Regions from separate parts of the Mus musculus genome. Here region 2 is linked to region 1. Evidence: chromatin contacts called from ENCODE Hi-C or POLR2A ChIA-PET data. All regions are on one chromosome and are shown on one strand. Each heading gives the region's core, a stretch centred on a gene start or an enhancer-like site at or near the end of the contact. The rest is flanking DNA. Distances are from core to core; before and after follow the strand shown. Region 1 overlaps Klhl5 (kelch-like 5). Region 2 holds the start of Wdr19 (WD repeat domain 19).

Region 1 (4,328 bases), core at 1,106-3,605:
AGAAAGAAAGAAAGGAAGGAAGGAAGAGAAGAGAAGAGAAGGAAGAAGGAGAGAGAAAGTTTTTTTTAAAAAACAGAAAAAATAAAATGGCAATAAAAATAATTACATATATAAGAATAGATTTAACAAAATGAAGGGAAAGACAGTAAAGAAAGTGATACAAGTGAGAAGGCTCCTTGAACAGAAAGACCTAATATCACAAAATGTGTATTCTCCATAACTAATAAAAGAACTTAGCACCATTCACACCAGAAAGCCAAGAAAATAAAGATAACTAGATGACTCTGTCTTAAACCAACATGGAAAACTAGACCTCAAATAGCCAAGAAAACTGTGAAACTTGATGAGAGGGAGACCAAAATATCAGATTTCAGAGCATGCAGTAAAGACACCAATAATCTGGGGCAGCTCTTGCCTATAGCCTCAGCACCTGTGAGCCCAAGTTCAGAGTCAGCCTGGGACACATAAGAGTTCAAAGCCAATATGAGTTCCTACATCAGAAACAACAGAAACCGGGCAGGGGAGGGTGATAAATGTCTTTCATCCCTGCACTCATGAGGCAGGGGCACTCATGAGCCCATGGTGGTGATTGCTGCCTGCAATTTCACTGTGTGAGATACTGAAGCAGGAGAATCAGGGGGCCATGGCTAGCCTGCTGTACATCATGGATTCTGGACCAACCAGGGCCACATAGTAAGACCCTGTCTCAAAAATGAAGTAAAATCCTAGAAATAAACAGACCAGCAAAATGCAGTAGTGAACTAAAAAGTATATTTACATGTCTTCATTGTCTGTATACCCTGCTCTCTTCTAGTTCCTGGCAGACATGGAAAACAATGCACTTTTCCGGGATGACATTGAATGTCAGAAACTCATCATGGAAGCAATGAAGTACCATTTATTACCTGAGAGACGACCCATGTTGCAGAGTCCTCGGACAAAGCCTCGCAAGTCAACTGTTGGAACGTTATTTGCAGTTGGAGGGATGGATTCAACAAAGGGTATTGGGAGATCGTTGATCTAAAGGAACAGAGGGTAACCAGTAACACTACCAAGAGGCCCGGTGGAGAAGTGACTGGTTGAGGGACAAGGACAGGAAAAGATGAGACCAGAAAGCACCTTAGTGGCAGAAAATATTCAAGGCATGGTAAGAGGCAGATCAAAAGGTAGAGAAGACATCTTGTTGGGAGTTTCCATTGAGTTTAAGTAACTTGAGCATCATAGTAAGTAATTACTGTAAAAGAAGCTAACGTCAAATCAGAGTCTCCGTGAGTTCACAGAGACACAGATGGAAAGGAAAGCTGTTTCTTTCATGGTGCCAACTGATAGAGACAGATGAGATTAGGAAGAGGTAACTAGCTACTTTAGGCTAGGGATCTAGCTCAGTAAGAACACTTCACTCCACATAGATGACTTTTAAAAAGAATCGTTTTCTCTGAGGAAGATCTGCTGAAATATTTAGGGCCACGGGGTCATCATTTCTGTGATTTTTACTCTTAAACAATTAAGAAAAGATTCATGAATACATACATACATATATAGAAATGAAAGCTAAACACAAATATTTGAGTTACAAACTTGGATTCTGTGAACAGTTGTTCCTAGAGGTTGAAGACCATGCATGGTGCTATTGGCTGTCAGTTGTTATGGGGCCTTTCTGTACACCTGACCTCTGCCCATCCTCCTGCAGTGGTGCCTGCAACCCTGACAGAAGTCACACAGTCTCAGCTCATCCTGGTTCTGCTCTCAGCCCTGTTCCAGCCCCGTCTAATGTGCACCATAGGCATGCAGTGCCTGTGGGAGCCAGAAGAGGGCAGTAGATCCTGCACCCTCCCTATGCTCCCAGTCATTCTGTGGGTGCTAGGAATTGAAGCTAGGCGCTCTTAACCACTGTGCTGTCTCTCCACACACACCCACAAACTTATAGATGCATATTTGTATTACTAGTTTAGATTCTTAAATTTTGGCTTTCCAGTTTATAACAGAAGTCTACAAAAAACAAAAAAAAAAAACAAAAAAAGCTTGAAAATTCATCAATGGAAAAAGATTTTTGTTTGATGGAAGGCGATTTTTTATTTTATTTTATGGACACTTTAAAGTCATGGTTGGAGTGAAGAATCAAACAAATCCATACAATCTTGATACTTTACACACATGTATATAATCTGAATGAATAAAATATCATTATTGCCATATATTACAAAGAAAGGCTATGCAAAGTAAAAAGTATTTTTAAACCAGCTAGTGTTTAGAAGGGATTGATTCTGTGTAGTTCTGGGAGAATACAAGATGGAACGGGAGTTGGTGTCAGTCTCAAAAGCCTTAGCCTGTGTAGGGTAAGTAAACACAGCGCCGGGTGTGGAGCCAGCCGGACGGTCTGGTTTTAGGTTCAACAGTAGTAGCTCTGATGCTGATTTTACAAGCCTGAGGAGTAAGTGTCCACTGCGACTGCAGTCCTTTATAATGCTAGAACAGGCTGGTAAATTATCAGCTTAGAAAAAGACTCGATCTCTACGGAAGTGCGAGTTAGATTTTTTTTTAAGTGAGATACTTTCTTTCACTTTTTCCTAAATCTCTGCTGTTGCTGTTCCACATCTTGAAAGAGAGCAAAAGAGCTCTGGAATTTTCCATGGTAAACCCCATGGGTAGTAACTCCCTTCACTTCCGGCAGAATGGTTCCCAGGCGACCTTTGTCCTTCCTCCTTGCCGTGCCCCCTCCCTTGCGTGGTGTCAGCCCCACTCCGCCCGTTTTGTTGTTACTGTTCTTTCTTCCAGAACCTCACATAATAATTGTCTCCCTTATCTCCTGGGTCAGCGGTTTCCTTCCCCTAGACCTTTCCATTGACTTCTATAAACAACCCAACAATCCGATCCCAAAAGGGAGACAGCCTCCCTCAGCTTGTCCAAGAACCCTGTCTGCACTGTGGCCAGCCTTCTCAGAATGATCCCCTGTGGCTCCCTCCCTGCACTTCCGCCAATTGCTGAGCGTCTTCCTGGCCTCTTTGAACAAAGAACGTCCCCTGCTGGATGTTTTAATGCTGGGCCTGGAGTATGCCAGGGAGAATGATGGGAGAAAAGGTCATGGCACAGGCGAGGGCCGTACTGCAGGGGCTTCATAAGATAGCATAAAAGTATTGCTGTCGATGCTCGAAGAAACCTTTATACTTTGGGGCTAGGGAGATGACTCCACTGTTAAAGTGCTTCTCCATGCAAGCAAGAGGACCTGAGTTCAAATCCCCAGAAACCATATACACAGCTGGCACACTTGTGTGATCCCAGGGCTGGGGAGGCAGACAGGTGGATTGCTGGAGCCCCTCGCCAGCCAGCCTAGCCAGAACAGTGAGTTCTGGTTCAGGGAGACCCCTCTGGAAAAACAAAGTGGAGAGCGACAAAGGAATACACCAGACACCAACCTCTGCCCACCATATGCACGCGCGCGCGCACACACACAACACACACACACACAAGATAAATTCTACTTCTGTGTCTGTAACATAGCCGGGGTGGATCTTGTAGTCTCCTAACTTCTGTGTTATTGTTCAGGAGCAACAAGCATTGAGAAGTATGACCTCCGTACAAATATGTGGACTCCTGTGGCAAACATGAATGGGAGGAGGCTCCAATTCGGCGTCGCAGTCTTAGATGACAAACTGTACGTGGTCGGAGGGCGAGACGGACTGAAGACTCTGAACACCGTAGAGTGCTACAACCCCAAAACAAAAACCTGGAGTGTGATGCCACCTATGTCCACACACAGGCACGGGCTCGGTAAGTGCGTCTGCTCGCCTGCTTGGAAGCCATGTATCAGGATGCCACACGTTGTTCCCTTCTGTACCAGGCGGGAGGCCTGTGTGTGGGCTCAGTCAGCATCAGTTCCCAAGCATCCCTCATCCCTGAGGGGCAGAAACCAGAACACGAGCACTTACATAAATGGAGCTCATACACGGGAAAGCATGCCGCTGTGACAAGCCATGCTCTTACCTTTATGCTCCGTGTTAGCAGTTGAATTTAGATAGCCTAGTTAAAGGCTCATTAAAACTAGCACTTTAACTTCTATATTATATGAAAAACAATTATGGTAATGTGTGTGTGTGTGTGTGTGTGTGTGTGTGAGAGAGAGAGAGAGAGAGAGAGAGAGAGAGAGAGAGAGAGAGAGACAGGCATTTCTTTTCATTCTCTGTTTTATGTATGTGGGTGTTTACCTGAATGTATTATGGACACCATTGGTATGCAGTGCAGGCTGTTAGAAACCCAGTAACCAGAGTTACAAATGGATGTTAGCTGCCATGTGCTTTTATAGGTAAATTGTATAATCTGAACTTAGAAGA
Region 2 (4,328 bases), core at 1,337-3,836, 42 kb after region 1:
AACATTTCACTGGAGCTGGCTACAGTTTCAGAGGTTTAGTCACATGGCATCATGCAGGCAGACCTGGTGCTGGAGAAGCCAAGGGCTCTATATCTTGATCCAAAGACAGCCAGGAGGAGACTCTCTTCCGCACTGGGCAGAGCTTGAGCACTAGGAGACCTCCAAGCTCACCTACACAGTGACACATTTCCTCCATCAAGGCCACATCTATTCCAACAAAGCCTAAGAGTGCCACTTCCCATGGGCCAAGCATATGCAAACCACCACAATTGTCTTATTTCCAATTTAGCATCTTTCATTTGGTCTGCAGTTGATTTCAAGTAATTTTTGTGAGAGACTTTTTTCAGATTCTCTTGCATGTGGACATACAGTTGTTCCAGCACCTTGTGTTGGGAAGACACTCCTGCTGCCACACTGTTCGGACCTTGCTCTTTGTCAAAGATCAGTTGACTAAATCTTTTTGGATCTTTCCTGGGATGTGTTTGTCTCTTCTATCATCCTTATCACTTAGTCTTAAACACACTCAAAATTTTTTCTTTTACATTTACTTTGTGTACTTACAGTGAGGAATATGTGCAGGGCATATGTGTGGAGTTCAGAGGGCAGCTTGCAGAAGTCAGCTCTCTCTTTCTACCATATGGGACCTGGGATCGAAGTTGGCAGAAAATGTCTTTATCTATCTTGTTGGTCCATTGAAAATAATTAATAATGGAGTGGCTATTTGTAGCTGTACCCATTTAAAAACTTAAAGTGATCCCAGCAGCGACGCGTTCCTATTCTGCACCATCTGCGTCTCCCTGTGGACTTCAGAATCCAGTTGTTAGTGAACCGATTGGGATCTCGTAGTTCCACTAAAGCTACAGACCAACTGGAGGGAAACTGTTATCTTACAATCCTGACTCTTACGATTCATGAGCGTGGGGTGTCTCTCCTTTATAGTCCTTTTAAATTGTTCTCATGACACTTACTTATACGTGCTGGCACGTGTGCCATTGTGTCAGAGGACAACTTGTGGTCATTGCTTCTCTCCTTCCACATTATGCTGGCATTGTGCTGTTTCCTGGGGATTAAGTCGTCAAGCTGGGCAAAGAGGACCCTCCCCCACTGAGCCACCTCACAGCCCTCTGAACTCTTTTAATATCTATCTTCGGTTCTGTACTGTTGTTCACACCCATTATGTATATACGTTGCTAGACTTGTAGCTGCATTCCATTTTGAGAGGTACTCATGAAAATGGCACTGCTCTTTTATTTCAAATCTGCTTATTACTGATATGGAGGGGTGTGACTACTCTTTGTGTATTAAGATTGTATCCTGGAGGCTTGGTATAATTAGCTCTACCTCTACCCCACATCCCTCCCTCTCTTCTACTGATTCTGTACACTCTCAGTCATGTCATCTGCAGTTTTCCCACCTCCTTCCTCAATCAGTATGCTTCTTTTTCTCTCCTTATTGCATTAACTAGGACTTCCACCAGAATTGAGAAAGAGTCACAAGAGGGGACATCCCTGCCTTGTTCCTAATGGGACTACTTTCAAGATTCTTAGCATTAAGTACATCAGCCTTAGGCTATTTGGAGATACTGTTTACAATTTCTATGGTACAGGGTTTTGTTGTCTTGCTTTTTCTTGTTGGGTTTTGTTTTTTGAGAATTTTGAGGGTTTGTTTTATGTTCAGTTTTGTCAAATGCTTTGTTATTATAGCTACTGATGCAACCATGTAGGTTTTTTGTTTTTTTTTTGTTTGTTTTTGATTAGCCTGTTACTATTGTGACAGAGCAAGACAATGCAGAAGTTTCTCCATCTTGTATTCTTGCTGAGGCCATTTTAGGTTTGACTACAATTTTATCTCATGGACGAGAGTCGCTGTGAAAAATTACCCAACTCTATTCTAGGAACCCGAGGTGATGATGCCCAGCTAGCCAACCTTAGCTACTGTGCAGAATCCCACTCCCTCCCTCCAGCCAACTTTTAATGCTTAGCTTCCGCTAAACTTCTTGTTTACCAGGCTCAAATACTACAGGCGAGTTCTTTTCTTTATTTTTTTCAACTATTCCTCCCCGATCACACTAGCTAAAATTGTCTTAATGGTCCTGAAAGAAAACGACTCCTCATACCTCACCTCCGTTAGGGCAAAATCAAAAATAAAAACCCTGCAAGAAAAAAAAATGAGGAATGATACATTAGTTTCTCCAAGCCTTTTTTACAAGTGGATCTTGTAGAAGCCGTCTGGCTCATGAGCCAATTCCTGCCTCCTACTTGCCAACCTCTGGGTCCAGCTTTTTTCCCCCCGGAATTCCTTTACAACCGCTCCTAGGCCAGTGGTTTCTGCTCACATAGCTCAAGACCCTTTCTGTCCATAGGGCCCGCCTGCCTCGCAGCCTCACCCAATCAGAGCTCAGGCAGGAAGTTGACCAGCCCTCGTAGCATTCAACTTCCCGGAGCTTAGCTCCACCTCCATCACGTGACTCTACCCACCCTGCCCATCTCTCTCAAAGGAGGGCTCCGGGGGCAGCTCCGCCCCACGCTCGCTGATTGGTCGCTGTTTGCACGGTCTCCTGGGTGACGAGAACGCGGTAGCGGGGCGGGGGTGTTCTGTTGCGCCTGCGCACTTACAAGAACGGGGGTGTCGCTGGAGCCTTTGAAATGAAGGTAAATAACTTACAAGTGCCAGCGGATTGAGAAGATGTGGCAGCCTCTGTATTTCCTAAACTCTCGGAGCGCGACTCTGAGGAGTTTGTGTCCCTGTCCCTCCGCGGAAGTGCTGAGGATAGAGGAATGAGCTCCGGGAGCGGGCGGGAGGGGATGATGGGCTTGTAAGGATGCAGGGAAAGGAAGCTCTGGAGAGCGGGCTGAGGGAGGCCTGTGCCCTCTGGAATCTGGTAGAAGCCTGATCTGAGTACGCCCGAACTACCGGTATCGCTACCGATTTCTTGTAGCTTAATCCTGGGCAAACCAAGCCACTGGCCCAGAGCCCTAGGGAGAATCAAAAGTCTCTAAAACAGTCATCAAGAATTACTTGGCCTGTGACCTGTCCGGTATGCAGAGCCCTGGTCGCTAGAACACATGATGGAGAAATCTGCACACCTGTGTGCGTCCTCCACTGCACGCAGGTTTTCTGATTGGGTTTGTTGTGAATTCCACAGGGGCAGCCGCTGCACTCCTGTGATTTACCTCAGAGGTACTTACCCCCGCACTGCTCTGACAAAGAAATGGAAACACCGAGTTTAAAATGGTTTCAGCTTTCCTAAAGCTTCACTGTAGCTCTTGTGTGTCCATTGGAATTGGCAGATAACTTTGCATGATTCACTTTCTGGTGTGTCGGAAAGGAGTAAATACTATTCTCTTTACAGTTAAGTTAACCGTGACCTGCAACAAGCAAACCTTTTTGCTGTTCTAGGAAAGCTGTAACTTTTATCTGAGTTGTACCTAGAACCGATATAACTCTGTGGAAGAAAACTAACCTGTAAGATTACAGCCCAAGACAGATCTGCCATGAAAGGAATAGAATCAGGTTTAAGGACGATGTATTCCCAAACTCGCAGAAGTAAGATGGTCTAGAATACGTTGAGTGAGTGTACGTGCTGGAAAAAACCTGTGTGTGCTTGGCATCATAGCGCACCTCTATCTTAAGTTGCGATTCCAGGACACAGGCTTTCGGGAGATGGGCATTTATTCAGATAGCATTGGAGGAGTTGTGTTGTCACTCAGATTCAAGTCTTCAGCTACAGTATCTAAGCTGCATCTACCTAGATAAGGGTGTGCTTGATTAATCTACAGTATTTAAAACTAATATTTTTCATCTAGGGTCATGTTCCTGAGTATTCTAGAATGTAGCAGTCTGATATAAGAATAATATAAGTCAATGAAATTTCAAATTTTTAACTTATAACAACAATAAAATTGTTTAAAAAAAACAAATAACATTGTGATAATACAGTTTGTTTTGCCGAGTATCTCCAAAATTTGTATCAGCATCTAACAGAAAAAATACCAATAAAGCCAGCATTCATTGGTAGCAATGAATCAGCCCACGCCTTTAATCCCAGCACTCTGGGGCTAGAGGCAGGTGGATCTCTGTGAGTTTGAGCTTAGTCCTATCTATATAGTGAGTTTCAGGGCAGCCAGGGCTATATAAAGAGACCTTATCTGAAAACAAACAAATTATCCATGCTATCATTTGTGTTTCTAATAGTCTTTGAAATCTGACATATAGAGTTACAACTAATGCAGATATGAGGACCTCAGTAGGTTGAATCAATGTAAAGTTTTCCCAAGTGACATATTGCCCAGCAAATATGCAATGTAAATATGTGACAAAGAAGTAGG

The links. A loop is a pair of places that touch in the nucleus more often than their neighbours do. ChIA-PET counts read pairs that join two places held with the same protein, here RNA polymerase II (POLR2A).
Region 2: a map of heart shows a loop between it and region 1 (3-fold over the local background). The contact joins the promoter of Wdr19 here to the enhancer-like site in region 1. A Hi-C loop is called at or near these places in 2 of 37 maps with a recorded cell type or tissue (both heart). POLR2A ChIA-PET finds 5 or more read pairs at or near these places in 2 of 5 experiments (Patski and embryonic stem cell).

What each region holds. Positions count from the first base shown.
Region 1 is chr5:65,155,241-65,159,568 of GRCm38, forward strand. It overlaps Klhl5 (kelch-like 5), which reads left to right. Exons shown (of 11, transcript NM_175174.4): 6 at 815-1,001; 7 at 3,544-3,768. Among named protein-coding and RNA genes, the nearest start is that of Klhl5, 26 kb to the left of the region's middle. Within about 2 kb of position 2,356, at least 1 of the 3 ENCODE cell types and tissues checked has a DNase peak (open chromatin) inside an H3K27ac peak, as active enhancers do; it is heart, where a contact is called at or near this core.
Region 2 is chr5:65,197,110-65,201,437 of GRCm38, forward strand. It overlaps Wdr19 (WD repeat domain 19), which reads left to right and starts at 2,587. Exons shown (of 37, transcript NM_153391.2): 1 at 2,587-2,651. The coding sequence starts at 2,646.